2 separate regions of the Homo sapiens genome follow, and region 2 is linked to region 1. The links are chromatin loops, found by intact Hi-C in ENCODE. Cell type or tissue: ascending aorta. All regions are shown on one strand. Each heading gives the region's core, and the rest is flanking DNA. Links, peaks and the distances in the headings are about the cores only.

Region 1 (7,676 bases), core at 2,447-6,446:
CTGAGCCTCACGTTCCTCCTCTGTAAGTCGTAGGGACAATAGTCCCTACCTCACTGGGTTAAATGAGTTAATTCACCTGAAGTGATAAAGCCTGGAGTGAGCACCCCACAGATGTTGGTCATCACAGTGATGGTTATTACTGCAGGCTCTGCGCGCGCGCGCACACACACACACACACACACACACACACACACACACACCCCTACCTCACTTGCAAATTCACCTCTGAGCTCCAGAGCCAGCGCTAGGAGAGGGGCCACAGGTCTTCACCTGGAGAGGGTGGAGGTTGTTCTTACATAGAACTCCCGCCACTTCTCTCAGACCTTCTCACCCTAATGAGGCTCTGGCCACTGGCCTGTGAGTGCCAGGGAGGCAGGAGAGGAGACCCCCAGGAAGGCAGACAGATGGACCCCCAGGCCTAAGCCAGCCTGGAGGAGCCCACCCTGCGGCCTTGGGCCTTGTCCTGTATACAAAGGCGAGGGAAGCGCAGTGTTTGTTTTCCCAAAGCTGATGCATTTTTAGCTCCTCCAGGCTCCAGACAAGGAAGAGGATGTTTGGACGGGGCAGCTTGGACCTATCTGCCCTGCAAGCTGGCTGGAATTCGAGTGAAACCGTCCTGGGGTGAGGGGAGCTGGGCCAGATGGGCTGGAGGATGACCCTATCGGGGGTCTGGGCCCCCCCTCCCCACCTTGATGCTTGAAGTCTGGCTCTCCCCAGAGAAGGCCCATCCTGACAGCGTCCTTTGCTGCCTGCCTCTTGGGCCTGGAGTGAGCCCGTCATCAGGACAGCCTCCCTTGCAGAGCATTCACCCTGGGCCAATCGTGCTCTTGAGCTGACAGCCTGAGGAAGGCGGTAGGACAGTGATTACCATTTGACCAGCAAAGAAAGAGAGCCTGGCTGAGCCCTGACCCACTCCTGGTGCTCTGATCTGTTCATCCGGGGGAGGAGAGGAGACTGAGGCTCCGAGAAGCCTGCTGGCTTTCCCACCGCCACCCAGCAAGGAAGCAGCAGTGTCGGGATTTGATCCAAGGCTGTGATGCCGAAGCCCACAGCTTTGCCACCTCCCAGCCACACGATGCCTCCCTGTGTGCCTAGATGGCAGCTGCCTAGCCTTCTTCATGCCATGATGCATACATACAAAATTATACGGACTACATGGAGAGGCTATGCAGGGCTGGAGGCAGTGGGCCCAAGGATTCGGGGGGGCCCCGGGTCCACCCCCACCCCAGAGACAGAAGCCATTTGCTTGTGGTGGGTCCACAGGTGGGAAACGATGGAATAGGTATGGGTTAGCCAGCCCTTTCCAAATCAGGGCATCCTTTCAGTCGCTTTCTAAGAGTTTGACTGAGGATTCTGGAAGGGATGGAGCTGGGAAGCAGAGACGGACAGGCAGTGAGCGGGCACCCCTCTTGGTGGGGATCCCAGCTTGCTAGAGGAGACTGCTTGTAACTGCAGGAAGCATGGTGAGCCTATCAAAAGAATGGGAAGCCAGCCACAGTATAAAAGTCACAAACTTAGGCAGGAGCAGTGGCTCACACCCATAATCCCAGCACTTTGGGGGACCAAAGCAGGCGGATCACTGGAGCCCAGGAGTTGGAGTCCAGCATGGGCAACACAGCAAAACCCCATCGCTACAAAAAAAATAGTAATAATACAAAAATCAGCCTGGTGTGGTAGCGTGCATCTGTAGTCCCAGCTACTCAGGAGGCTGAGGCGGGAGGATCGCCTGAGCCAAGGAGGTCGAGGATGCAGCGAGCCATGATCACACCACTGCACTCCAGTCTGGGCAACAGAGTGAGACTCTGCTTCAAAAAAAACTAAAAGTCACAAACTTTCCACCAGTATTCATAAGAGCAAACTCTGTGTAGCCTTGGCCGTGCAGTTGGGCAGCCGGCTCTGCACCTGTAGGTGCAATAACTCATTTGAGCTGCACGACACGTGGGCATGAGAGGAGCTCTTGCCACCCCCATTTCACAAATGGGGAAACCAAGGTCCACAACAGCTCTGCCAAAGTCAGGGATGGCTGAGGGCAGAGCCAGGACTTGAACCCAGGCAGCTCAGTGCCAACATCCCTGCCCTGCACTTCTCTACCCATCTGCCAGGCAGGCAAAGATGAAAACACACCCGCCCAGTTCACTGGGGCCTCACCCTCACTCACCCATAGATTCCCATGGGCTATCTCTGTGCCTTCCTCTCACTGCTGCCGTGAATTGAAAACTGTACTAAAAAAAAGTACTTTTTAAAAAGTTAAACACTGTGATTTTATATGTTTCAAACTCATACATTAACTCACTGAACCACCCAACAATCCAGGGAGAGAAAAATACGTTATCCCCATTTTACAGGCATGAAAACTGAGTCCTGGGCCTGGAGGAACAACGTCCGCAGCCTCGGTGTCGTCGTCTGTAGAATGGGTATCCAGACACGATCTGATTGTGGGGAGTGTGTGCGGACGTGCATGGCACGCCTCCGGAGTTATCCTCGGGAAGAATTGGCCATTCCACCACCAGCTCACCTCTCTGGAGCCCCCTGCCCTAGGGGGGGCTTACAGGCCAAAGCAGGCAGGCAGGTAGACAGTCGGAAAGACCCAGACGACTGTATAAACACCCTGGGGCCGTGGTTATATAAGTCAATAAGCAAACAGAGGGCAGCCGGCATGAGTGACTAAGAGTCTTAATAGGAACCACCGCAGCCATGGGCATAGTACGTGCTCCCCGGGCACAGATGTGCTCTGGCCATGGGGCACGTCCCTGCTGAAGCCACAGAGTTATCATCGATGGTCCCAGGTGGAAGGGGTGTTCCATGGAGGATGGGCTTTCCTCTGCCCCTTCCCCCTTGGGGCACCAGGGGACCTCCCTGTTCTTCCTTGGATAACGACAGTGCTCACCACGCCCCCTCCCAGCTGTGGGACCCTGGGTGAGTGTGATTCTGGAACCTGTCCCATTTGGTAATGGGGTTAAGCTAGCAAATGAATGAAGGGGGTTGGCACAAACGGAGCACTCCATACATGGGAGCTGTGGTTACCTTCCTCCCACTTGGCTGAGGCACCTGAGGCACAAACCTCATTCAGTCGCACAATCTGCCTCAAAGGGAAGCAAGCGGCATGGGAAGGATCATACCCCTCTTACAGATGGGAAAACTGAGGCTCAGAGAGGGAAAGTGACTTCTCTAACATCACCCTGTTGGTTAGAGGTGGAGCTGGGTTTGAACTGAAGTCACAGCACTCCCAGGAAAGTGCTCAAAGGGAGGGAAGAATGAATTAAGCCAGAAAGACAGATCCCCCCATCCCACCCACCAGTGTGAGTGAGATATTTTCCCATGTGGGATCTGGTGGGGGCGTGCAGGGAGGGTGAGCGTGCCTGTGTGATGCGGTGTGAAGGGCGACTGGGGGGCCTGCGTGCACACAGGCATTGTGGGTGTAAACCAATGTACACTGGCCCGGGAGGAAGGGAGGATGAAAACACCCCCTGGCAGCCAGCAATGTCCCACTCGGGAGACACCCAGGGCGCCGGCCCCAGCCGAGCAGGCTAGAGACCCCAGGCGCCGGGGCTTCCCTTCCCTAAAGACCACCAGTGGGGGAGGGGAGGATGCACCTCAGCCTCCAAGCCTCATCTCCCTGTCCATCCCCCTCCCCAGCTCCTTCCTGTTTTGATGGAAGGAAAATTTTTCAGCTTTTTCCTTCTTTATTTTTCCAGACGGGTGACTCGCTCGGGAAAGGAACTCCCCCCTCCCCAGACCATCATAACACCTATAGGTCCATGCCATCGAGGCAGGCCCATCCTGTTATGCTGAAATAGGCATGGTTATTTTGGGGTGCCTTACGGGGGTGGTGCCCCAGGGGAGGGGACGTGGGGGTGCTCAGCTGCCTTCTTCTAGTCCACGTCCCCCTCCCAGGTTCCTCCCCACCCCCACCCCGTCCTCCCTGCCCGAGTTCTGGGAGGAGGGAAGGAAGCCTGCCAAGCCAGGGTATAAATAACCCAGGTGGTTACTCAGCTCCTGAGAACATGATAACATGAGTCATGACGTGAAATCAACAGGAGCAGCGAGCGCCCGGGCCGCCGCCCCGGCAGGGCAGTGGGCTGCAGGGAGCGACCGCGAGGGGCCGGGACTGCAGTGGGCAGGGCCCAGGCTGATGGGTGAAGCTGCTGCCCTGTGCCTGGTCCCAGGCAGGCCTCTTCCCAGCTCAGACCCTTGGTTTACTCATCTGGCATACACGGGGTGGGGGCTGCCTTCCTTCCCCAGGTCCTCCTGCAGCTGGAGAGAGGAAAGGAGGGCGGGGGTGAGCTCTGAACATCCCTGGGGCCTTTGCCTGTGCCTGACACACAGTGGTGGACAGAACCAGCCCACTGGAACTTCCAGTCCCCTCTCCCCATTTCCAGGGCAGATGGCCCAAGGGGTTCCCTGAGCCTCAGTGGGACTTGCGGGAAGGGAGGAAGGGGGCTTGGACAGGAGCAGGAGGGTCCTGAGCACAGGGACTGCAGAGCCTTCACCCACCAGGGTGGCCCTGAATCCAGGACAATCTGCAGCCTCCTCTGGCGCCCGCTGCAGTGTGGCCTGAAGCGTGGGCACAGAAACAGGACACCCTGGAAGACCTCCGGCCAAGCCAGTGTGACCAGCCCAGGCAGCTTGGCCGGGCTGCTGGCCCATCTCTGGTGCTCGCAGGCCAGGGGGCAAAAGCCAGCGCCCCTGCATCCTCACCCACGTCCTCGGCTCCGGGCTCATCTCCAGAGCATCACAAGCCTGGACCCCAGGTTGCCATGGCAATGGGTTCTGGAGTCTGTGCAGGGCAAGTCACCCTCTCCTGTCCACCCGCAGCTGCTAGGCCTGGTGGGGGGCAGCAGGGCGATGTGTGGGGGCAGGGCCTGTCCTGGTCGTAGGACAAAGGGCGGGGGGCACAGCTGGTGCTGCTGACCTGGGCTGGGAGCTGGGGCATTATCCTCCACGTGGCCTTCAGCAACTTAGTCTCCCAGCCGAACCTCAGACCCCTGCCTGGGCAATGGCAGAGGAGGGGGAGGATAACGCCTGTCCTGGCTATTATGAGGGGCACGCTGCAGAGGGCGTGTTATCAGGAGAGCAAAGACCCCTCTTCCTCTTTGAGGCATCGCCCTCTACACCTTTGGCCTTATCAGAAGGGCAGCACCCCCAGAGCTCGCACCCCACCTCATCTGCCCTGACCCTTGGCCCAGCTTTCTCTCCAGGTGGGGGGTTCACCGCACCCACCGCCCGCGACCCCTGCATGCCCAGACAGCTTGGCATGGCTCAGACCCAGCATTCAACGGGCAGCCTGCCCTCTGGCCCCTCACAAACAATGGGGACTCCAGGAATATTGTCCCGCCCGGGCTGAATCAAACGCTCTAAATTTAGTCTCTCTGATGTGTCCTCCGTTTCCTGCCCCTGCTGCCCTCCTTTCAAGGCGATGAGGTCACCCCGGAACTGCCTGCCCCAGCAGCCAGACCAAGGGGGTTTCCAGGCCCAGGACTGCTCTCCTGCTCTTGGGGAACGGGGTTTCATGGGGACCAGGGGACATGGGCCTTCCCTCCTTCCCACCCTGTGCTGCCTTGCCAGGCCCCCGGGCTGCTGGGCCCCATGGTCAGGGCCTGAGGCAACCCTGTCCCAGCGCTGAGGACCCAGGAACATGCCACCAGCCTGGGATGGGGGAGGCCACGGAGGGAGGGAGCAGTGAGCCCCCAGGGAGGAATCTCGAGCTGAGGGACCAGGAGTTCGGGCTTGTTCTGAGAAACGCACAGTGTCAGAGTCACTCATTCAGAAAGACTGAGAGAGCCTGCCGAGAGCTGGGTACCGGAGACGCGTCCCTGCCCTCTCAGAGTTGACAGTCCAGAGGCAAAAAGGACAATCGGCAAGTAAATAGTAAATGAACAAGAAGACCCCGGTTGTGAGAAAATGTTATAAAGCAAATAAATCAGAGAAATGTGATCACAAACCCTGGGTGGGTGAAGGGTACAAGTTTAGGAAACGGGTCAGGGAAGGCCTCTCTGACATTTGAGCTGAGCCTTGGATGACCAGAAAGAACTATTGAAAGATCTGGGTGGGGCCAGAGGAGGGGTGAGTGGCAGATGCCCCAGGAGAGAAGAAAGTTGTCCAGGAGGGGCCCGTGCACTGGAGGCAGGGGACGGGGCAGGCACAGGGGCAGGGGGACGAAGCCAGAGGCACTCCCTCCCCCAGGGTGCTGAGCAGGGGAGCCCCCTGACTCAGTTTTACAAAGAGCCGTTGCCGCTGTGTAGAGATGGGACAGGGGAGGCCAGGGAGGAGGCTAAAGTCACAAGATCTTGGAACAATAAAAACCAAGTGTCCTAAGTCGTTTGCTCGAAGGCGCCTTCAAGATTTGCCTGTTTCAGCCCTGTCATGAGTCTCTGAGGCCCAGAGAGGGCATGTGTCTTGCCCAAGGTCACACAGTGAGTCAGAGCTCTGCCTGGAAAACCTTCGACCGGAGGGAGTGAGGGGTACCTGACCACCTGAGAAGGATGTATCTTTTTAGGAACACCACGTCTGAGATGCTGTCCTCGGCCTAGCTCCCCCCAGTCTGGAGGCTGTGCTGTCGCCCCATCCAGGCTTCTGTTGGGGTGGGGCAGCCCAGAGATGCCTAGTTCCTGGGGGGTGGGGGCGGTCTGCCCTGTCCCTTCCCTGGTCCCTCCTACGTCCTGCGGGCAGGTGTGCCCGCTCTGGTCCCACCCACAATCCTCCCCAGCCACAGCCCTCTCCCCACACTCCTGCCTTGAGCATCTCCCAGAAGCCCCTGCTCTCCTGCTCTGCCAAGAATCCAGGTTTGGCAGGGAATTGGGGGGGGACTCTGGAATGTCGCTTTCCGGTGCCAGCACCAGCGTGCCAGCCTCAGCAGAGGCCCCGGGGGTGGACAGGGGATCACCGGATCTCGTCTGGAAGGGGAGGCTGGCAGCCATGTGCCACCGGAGGAAGGCAGGGCCCTGCCTGCTGAGTCGGATGGGGGACATCCGGGTGTCGGAGCTGCCCGGGCTCCCTGGCTCCTGACCTGCTCTTTCTACCTGCCGTCCGTCCTGTGCCCAAGCAACAGTGCCCCCAGCCCACCCTTTGGTGCCTCTTGGTTCACACATGGACCTTGTAGAGGCTGGGTAGTGTTCTGTGTTGGGGATTCCTATTAGCCCTTCAGACACTGAGTGTGAGGAAAGGCTTTAGACAGAAACGGATCTAGGTTCAAATCCCATCTCTTCTGGGCCTCAGTTTGCTCATCTACAAAACAGACAGAGCCCCTGCGTGAGAGCTGGGTGTGAGAATTTAACAAGCTGACATGGACACCCCACCACAAGCCCTTCTCTGCTGGCTCCCTCCCTCCCCCAGCACCCTACATGGTATCCCCAAGCCCTGGCCACTCAGGGGAAGCAGAAAGCTTCTTGGCTCTGCCGGCCAGAGGGAGGGCCTGGAAGGGGAGCCCAGGGGAGGTGGAATAGTGGGGAGGCGAGGGGTGGTGGGGTACATGGTTAGGCTCTGACTCAGGAGCCAGGCAGACCTCTGCTTGAGCCATGGCTCCTCTGCTGGCCAGCTGTGTGGCCTTGGACAAGTTACTCAACCTCTCTGAGCCTTGGTTTCCTCATGTGTCTAACAGTAATGACAGTGGTGCCTACCCCACTGGGGTAATGGAGACATCATTACTGTTAAGTTATCTGCTAGTAGGTGAAAGAAGG
Region 2 (7,676 bases), core at 1,174-5,173, 470 kb before region 1:
TATCTCATCAATTCTGGGCATTTGTACCACTCAGATGTTAGCAGTTTTTGTTTGTCTCTCTCTACAAGCTGGTGAATTACCAAGCACAATTTCATTGTACTTTCTGGTCAGGTTCCTTATTTCACAAAATTCAGGGAATCATTTTGTCTTTGCTCATGAATGTGAAGGCGTATTTCCAATTCCAGGCTGTCCTCCTAGCCTTACTGCTTCCTCCTCTACCTTTGTCCAGGTGTGACAGAGGTGGCGGCTACACTGATGACAGAAGGAAAAGGGCACACAGTTTGTTTATCTCTGAGAATTTCAAGGGGGAACAATGAAAAATGTGGAAGCAGCTTCTTAGGCATCTTCCACTGAGATGTTTCCATTTGATTCAATTCATCCCGGAGGCTAAAAAGTGCTGGCATGTAGGAGCCAGGAGGGAACCAGGAGCCAGTTGTGGACATGCCACCCTCCAGGAGGTCAGGGTCTGTGACAGCTGCTCTAACATGCAGAATCCTGCTGAGATGTCCCATGACTTCAGAGGTATGACCAAGGCCCATTTCTCAGGAACAACGGGGAAAAGCCAGTGGGAGAGTGACCTGTGCAGCATCTTGCAGAGCTAAGAACTGTGTGGGCCGCAAGCCGGAGTGTGCAGGCATGGAGACCAGCTCTGTCAAAGACGAGCATTCTGCTCACTTCCTTTCTTTGCAGCCGTCAGCAAGTAATTTCACCTAAGCCTTGGTTTCCTTCTCTATGAAACGGGATACTAAATCCTATCTCTGCGTTCTCAGGAAGCTGTTGCAAGCCCCAGGTATGTGTATGTGAGCGATTTGAAACGTTAAAGCTCTCTGCGCTGTTATCACAGTGCTCTCTGCTACCAGCGTTAATCAGCCAGGACTTGGTCACCATGATTCAGCCAAGTTTACTAAGGGCCCTGACTACAAAGAGCTTTTTCTAACCACTACACATACTTCTGGGGACCTAAAAGAGATGAGACAGAATAAAAAGGAATCGTTATAGATGATGTGTTTCCAAATACAGAAAGGCAGGAGAATTTTTTATGACGCTGTATCATTATAGTACAGCTAGAGTCATTCAGCCACAGTCCTAAAACTCTCCTCAAAGAATGTTACCAAAAATAGCAGAACCAGAGGTTCTAACAACCTTATCAATCTTCCATGCAGAGAAGCATGTGCCTGAACTCTTGGAGCCAGAAAGAGTCATGTCAGGTCTAAAAGAGCCTTTTAATAATATAATTGTGGCTGGGTGCAGTGGCTCACGCCTGTAATCCCAGCACTTTGGGAGGCCGAGGTGGGTGGATCACTTGAGGTCAGAAGTTCGAGACCAGCCTGGCCAACAGGGTAAAACCCTGTCTCTACTAAAAATATAAAAATTAGCCGGATGTGGTGGTACATGCCTGTAATCCCAGCTACTGGGGAGGCTGAGGCAGGAGAATGGCTTGAACCCGGGAGACAGAGATTGCGGTGAGCCAAGATCACACCATTGCACTCCAGCCTGGGCGAAGAAGTGAGACTCAGTCTCAAAACAAAACAAAACAAAACAAAACAAAAACAAAACTGTGCCCACCGCCAGGGTACTTGAATCTCCTGGGTACAGAAGCTCGACTCCAGCCCATCTGGCCCACAGTGGTGCAAAGCCAGGGGCAGCCTTATTCCCTCTCCCACTACCCCTGCTCTCCTCCTCACTCAAGGGCCATCTGTGGGCTTTACATATCCTCACCCCCTCTGATGTGAGGCTCTTCCTAAGCAACAGTGGGCACAGACAAGGGCCCTTTATCTCATTGCCTGGTCAAGGCCAGTGTTCCTGGTCCTGCTATCCCTTGTTCTTTTGTGGCACTGACCTCAGTCACCATTCACTATTCTGTGTCTGAAGCGTCTGGGAAGAATCCTAAAGAGGGTTAGGGTGTGTGGGAGGGACTGGGAAAAATGAATGCGTTCTGGGAAATAAGGCCCAAAATATCTGCCAGCCCCCTGGGAGGGGGGCAGCCATTCAATGTCTGGAACATCCGCGGCCCTTAGATCACGGCTCGCCTCCCTGTACCACCCACCATGCACCTGAGAGATTGCAGGACACACCTGGAGCATGTCATGGTGGTTCTGAGTACAGACTCCACCGTCGGATCTGAATTCACATCTTGGTTCTGTTTTAGACAAGGGCTTACCTCCCTAAGCCTCAGTTTTCTTTTCTTTTCTTTCTTTCTTTCTTTCTTTTTTTTTTTTTTGAGACAGCGTTTTGCTCTTGTTGCACAGGCTGGAGTGTAGTGACGCGATCTCGGCTCACTGCAACCTCCGCCTCCCGGGTTCAAGCAATTCTTCTGACTCAGCCTCCCAAGTAGCTGGGATTACAGGTACGCGCCACCACGCCTGGCTAATTTTTGTATTTTTAGTAGAGATGGGGTTTCACCATGTTGGCCAGGCTGGTCTCGAACTCCTGACCTCAGGTGATCCACCTGCCTCAGCCTCCCAAAGCGCTAGGATTACAGGCGTGGGCCACTGCACCTGGCAGCCTCAGTTTTCTCATCTGGAAATTGGGGCTAAGGACTCAGCTCCTGTTACTGGTGCAGTAGGAAGGAAACTGCGATATCCTTCTTCATAGACCAACCTGCTACACATCTAAACGTGCAGCCAAACAAACCACTATCTCCCAAGTTCCCACTATGTGCAAACCACTGTGGTAGTAATGAAGGAGGAAAGAGTCACAAGGAAATTCTGTGAAACCTCTTGGGGCTGAGGTGGTAGTGGTGTGGCTATGGTGTGCCTTCACATCCACCATCTCATTTCATCCTCCTAACACCTGTGAGGGAAGGATCCAGCTCCCTATTCTCAGACAAGTCACTGGAGCTCAGAGAGGTTTTATGGGTGGCCTGAGGGTGCACAGCCGGCAATGGTAGAACCAGGATCGGAACCCCAATCCATCCTTCTGACTCGACCTTCTGTGCTTTCTCCTTTGGCACAAGCAAGTAGGAGACAAGCCAGTAACACAGATGACTTCGATACTCAGCATCCACCCATCCAGCCTCTGTCCAGGCCTGCCTCTTGCTTCCCGCCACATTGGGGACACAGGCGGGCACTCCAGTCTTCCTTGGCCTTCTAGCGAACAAATGAAGAACAAAGCTGACAGGGGAGGAAAAAGGATCCTAAGGACTTGGGCATTCGTCCAAGACGCTCGTAGTAAGGTCAGGAAATGATGCAGAAGCCAGGCTCCCAGACCAGTTTAAAGTGTGGGCAGACGCAGGGCTGCCATTTTAAAATTCTGCTGCAAAAGGGCCTTAGAAGATACATCATCTACTACAAAAGAGGAAAATTTGGCAGAATAAAGATCAGCCCTCCTCAAGAAAAGTCAAACACACGAAGTTGTTTTTACGTGGTCCTTATTTTTTCTCATTTTGCTGCGGTCCAATGAAAACTTAATGTGCCTGGGACTGAGGGAGGAGTGGAGGGAAGGAGAGGAGGGAGGGAGAGAAGAGAGGCCTGCTGTCTGGATCTGCAATTCTCAACATTTCCTCATGTCCGACACCATGTGATAAGTGACATTGACTCACACATGCACCCTCAAGGACTTAGCCAGACTTGGATGAAATCCCAGACAGTTTTGTCAAGATACAAAGTATAAGGAAAGTCACAACCATCACAGCTATTAGCTCCCGGAGAACAGCTGCTCGCCACACACAGCAGGGCAGGCTCCCGCCCCGCTCTCTCCCACTCAAGAGAACAGATTTGAATCTAAGGGAGTAAGAGTGACATTATCACAGAAATAAATTGGACTTAGCATGGATTTATTTTTTAGAAACTCATTCACAATTGCTAATTACCAGTGACATCTCACAACCGATCACGACTTAACTGTGCCCGTGAGTCCAGATTCCCTGGGGCTGAGGAACTTGATTTGGCTCTAGATGCCCCAGAGCACAAAGGCCAGTGTCTGGCACACGGCAGAAGCCCAGAAATTATCCAAATTGCAATTAACTTATATTTCATTTGCCCCATGGGAGGGGAGAGGACCTATCACATCCATTCAAGACTATTTATTGAACACTGATCCTGAGCCAGGCACCAGAATGGGCGATCTACATACAGGATGTCCCTCCCCCAGTCACTCTGTCAGACAGGTACTACTAGCCCTACGTTACTGGTATAGCCACACAGCCTGAAAAAAAGAGAGTTTCCACCTAGTTAATAAACAAAGGGGCTAGGATTTGATTGCAGGTATATATGACTTCAAAGATTATGCTTTTTCTTTTCTTTTCGAGACAGGGTCTCACTCTGTTGCCCAGGCTGGAGTGCGGTGGCATGATCACAGCTTACCGCAGCCTCAACTTCCCAGGCTCAGATGATCCTCCTGAGTAGCTCATGCTACCACACTCAGTGGTGGCACACTACAGGCTTGTGCCACCATACTCGGCTAATTTTTTTATTTTTTGGAGAGACGGGGTTTTGCCATGTTGCCCAGGCTGGTCTCAAACACCTGAGCTCAAGCAATTTGCCCACCTCAGCCTCCCAAAGTGCTGGGATTATAAGCGTGAGTCACCATGCCTGGCCTGATTATGCTTTTTCAACTACTCGACTATAATCATCAGACAGTCCCTGCCTTTAAGGAGCTTACAATCTAATATGGAGACCAACAGGCATACACAAGGAACTAACTATGGTTCCTGGCAGCCTGGCAGAAAGTAGTGCCACAAGACAGGCATACTTGCAGTGGTGAGGAGGGTGAGATAAGACAGCAAAAGGAGCTTGCTGGCAGGGGCAGCATTTGAGTCAGGCCTGGAAAGGTGAGGAAGAATTGCAACAGGTGGACGAGGTGAGGAAGACCTTCCAGGCGGATGAACACAACAGTGCCAAGGCAGAAAGTACAAAGCATCTTCTGGGAAAGTCTAACAGTCCGATTTGGCTAGAAGATAGAATTTGGCAAAGAAGGGAGAAATAAATCTGGGGAAAAAGACTGGGGTTGGGCTGTGGACGTGTAGATGGGTCCTGAAACCTATGCTTACATATTTTTGTAGACATGGGGTCTCTATGTTGCCCAGGCTGGTCTTGAACTCCTGGACTCAAGTGATGCTCCCACTTCAGCCTCTCAAAAGTGTTGGGATTACAAGTGTGAGCCACCATGCCTGGCAAGATGTGTGGATCTTTTTCATAGTGAATGGGAAGCCCTTTGGAGGTCTCTAGGTGGCTGGTGACATGGGTGGGCTGGGTTGACAGGAGCAGAGACCGGAGGTAGGAGCAGTCGCTAGGAAGCTGCAGTAATGGTCCAGGGGTATTAATGTCACAGGCATGAAATACTTGAAGGAGAGTGGTGGCTTCAGGAATGGAGACGATGTGAGCTCTGCATGCAGCAGAATCAAAACAACCTGACAACTGCCCAAATGGAATGAGCATGGTGGAGTGAGGAATGATGCCCAGGAGGATGGTGATGCCACTGATGGGGAGAGGGGAAACCAGGTGGCACAGCTGGGTAGAGAAGCAGGTCAGTTTCATTTCAGAGCTGCAAAGTTTAAGTTGCTGGTAAGATACGCAGATGGAGGTATCTAGTCAGGAGAAAGAAATCACCAAGTCATGGGCTATCGGGGCAGGAGGGAAGCCATCAAGTCCAACTATCGCATCAACACAGTCATGCGTTGCTTAATGACAGGGGCATGTTCTGAGAATCGTTAGGCGATTTTGTTGTGTGAATGTCATAGAGTGTACTTACACAAACCTAGATGATGTAGCCTACTACAGACCTAGGCTATATGGTACGGCCTATTTCTCCAAGGCTACAAACTTGTATAGCATGTTACTGTACTAAATACTGTAGGCAACTGTAATGCAATGGTGTTTGTGTATCTAAACATAGAAAAAGTACAGTTGGCCGGGTGCGGTGGCTCACGCTTGTAATCCCAGCACTTTGGGAGGCTGAGGTAGGTGGATCACTTGAAGTCAGGAGTTCGAGACCAGCCTGGCCAACATGGCAAAACCTCGTCTCTACTAAAAATACAAAAATTAGCTGGTGTTGTGGCGCGCGCCTGTAATCCCAGCTACTCAGGAGGCTGAAGCAGGAGAATCTCTTGAACCTGGGAGGCGGAGGTTGCAGTGAGCAGAAATCACACCACTGCACTCCAGCCTGGGCAGCAGAGCGAGTCTCCACCTCTAGAAAAAAAAAAAAAAGGACAGTAAAAATATGCTATAAAAGATAAAAAATCATACACCTATATAGGTCACTTCCCATGAATGAAGCGTACAGGACAGGAAGTTGCTCTGGGAGAATCAGTGAATGAGTGGTGAAGGCCCAGGACATTACTGGACACCACTATAACTTTATTTTACTTTTTAATTTTTATTTTATTTTATTTTTTGAGATGAATCTTGCTCTTGTTCCCCAGGCTGGAGTGCAAAGCCGTGATCTCGGCTCACTGCAACCTCCGCCGCCTGGGTTCAAGCGATTCTCCTGCCTCAGCCTCCTGAGTAGCTGGGATTACAGGCACGTGCCACCAAGCCGGGCTTATTTTTGTATTTTTATATTTTGTATTTTTAGTATTTTGTATTTTGTATTTTTAGTAGAGATGGGGTTTCTCCATGTTGATCAGGCTGGTCTCAAACTCCTGACCTCAGGTGATCTGCCCGCCTCAGCCTCCCAAAGTGCTGGGATTACAGGTGTGAGCCACTGCGCCCAGCCTATTTATTTTTATTTTTTAGATGGAGTCTCACTCTGTTGCCCAGGCTGGAGTGCAGTAGTGTGATCTCAGCTCAATGCAACATCCACCATCCGGGTTCAAATGATTCTTCTGCCTCAGCCTCCCAAGTAGCTGGGATTACAGGCGCCTGCCACCATGCCTGGCTAATTTTTGTGTGTTGTTTTTTTTTTTTTGAGTACAGATGGGGTTTCACCATGTTGGGCAGGCTGGTCTCCATCGCCTGACCTCAAGTGATCCCTCTGCCTTGGCCTCCCAAAGTGCTGGCATTACAGGTGTGAGCCACCATGCCTGGCCACTACTGTAACTTTATTTATAAACACCGTAAAAAATTTACGTAAATTTAGGCTGCACTAAATTTATAGAAAATATTTTTCTTTCTTCCATAATAAGTTAACCTTAGCTTACTGTAACTTTTTACTTTGTAAAAGTTTTGATTTTGTTAACTTTTTGACTCTTTCGTAGTAACACTTAGCTTAAAACACAAACACATTGTACAGCTATACAAAAATATTTTCTTTCTTTATATCTTTATTCTATAAGCTTTTTTCTACTTATAAATTTTCTATTTCTTTTTTACTTTTTTTTTTTTGAGACAAAGTTTTACTCTTGTTGCCCAGGCTTGAGCGCAATGGCGCTATCTCGGCGCACTGAAACCTCCACCTCCCGGGTTCACGCCATTCTCCTGTCTCAGCCTCCTGAGTAGCTGGGATTACAGGTGCCCGCTACCACGTCTGGCTAATTTTTTGTATTTTTAGTAGGGACAGGTTTTACCATGTTGGCCAGGCTAGTCTCAAACTCTTGACCTCAGGTGATCTGCCTGTGTCGGCCTCCCGAAGTGCTGGGATTAATAGGCGTGAGCCACCGCTCCTGGCCTTTATTTTTTATTTTTAACATTTTTAACTTTTTTGTTAAAACTCAGACACAGATACACTAGCCTAAGCCTACACAGGGTCAGGATGCTTAGTGTCACTATCTTCCACTACCACATCTTGTCCCGCTGGAC

What was found. Hi-C counts contacts between places; a loop is a spot of excess contacts. Peaks named below come from ENCODE experiments on the same cell type or tissue, not always from the same donor. Only the 100,000 strongest peaks of a DNase experiment are listed, where the experiment ranks them.
Region 2: a loop joins it to region 1, with 2.1 times the contacts of the local background. A loop is called at or near these places in 1 of 110 quality-filtered maps.

Annotation. Positions count from the first base shown.
Region 1 is chr22:39,249,619-39,257,294 of GRCh38, forward strand. No RefSeq gene overlaps it. Among named protein-coding and RNA genes, the nearest start is that of PDGFB, 8.5 kb to the left of the region's middle. RefSeq lists a silencer at 4,006-4,055 and enhancers at 4,531-5,309, 5,226-5,520, 5,277-5,526, 5,310-6,088. In ascending aorta, for the core only: no CTCF peak of the experiment used is centred there; DNase peaks (open chromatin) are centred at 3,492, 3,983 and 5,383; H3K4me3 peaks cover 1,249 bases; H3K27ac peaks cover 2,639 bases.
Region 2 is chr22:38,785,038-38,792,713 of GRCh38, forward strand. All of the region lies in intron 1 of DNAL4 (dynein axonemal light chain 4), which reads right to left. Among named protein-coding and RNA genes, the nearest start is that of DNAL4, 5.3 kb to the right of the region's middle. In ascending aorta, for the core only: no CTCF peak of the experiment used is centred there; a DNase peak (open chromatin) is centred at 3,582; H3K27ac peaks cover 3,211 bases.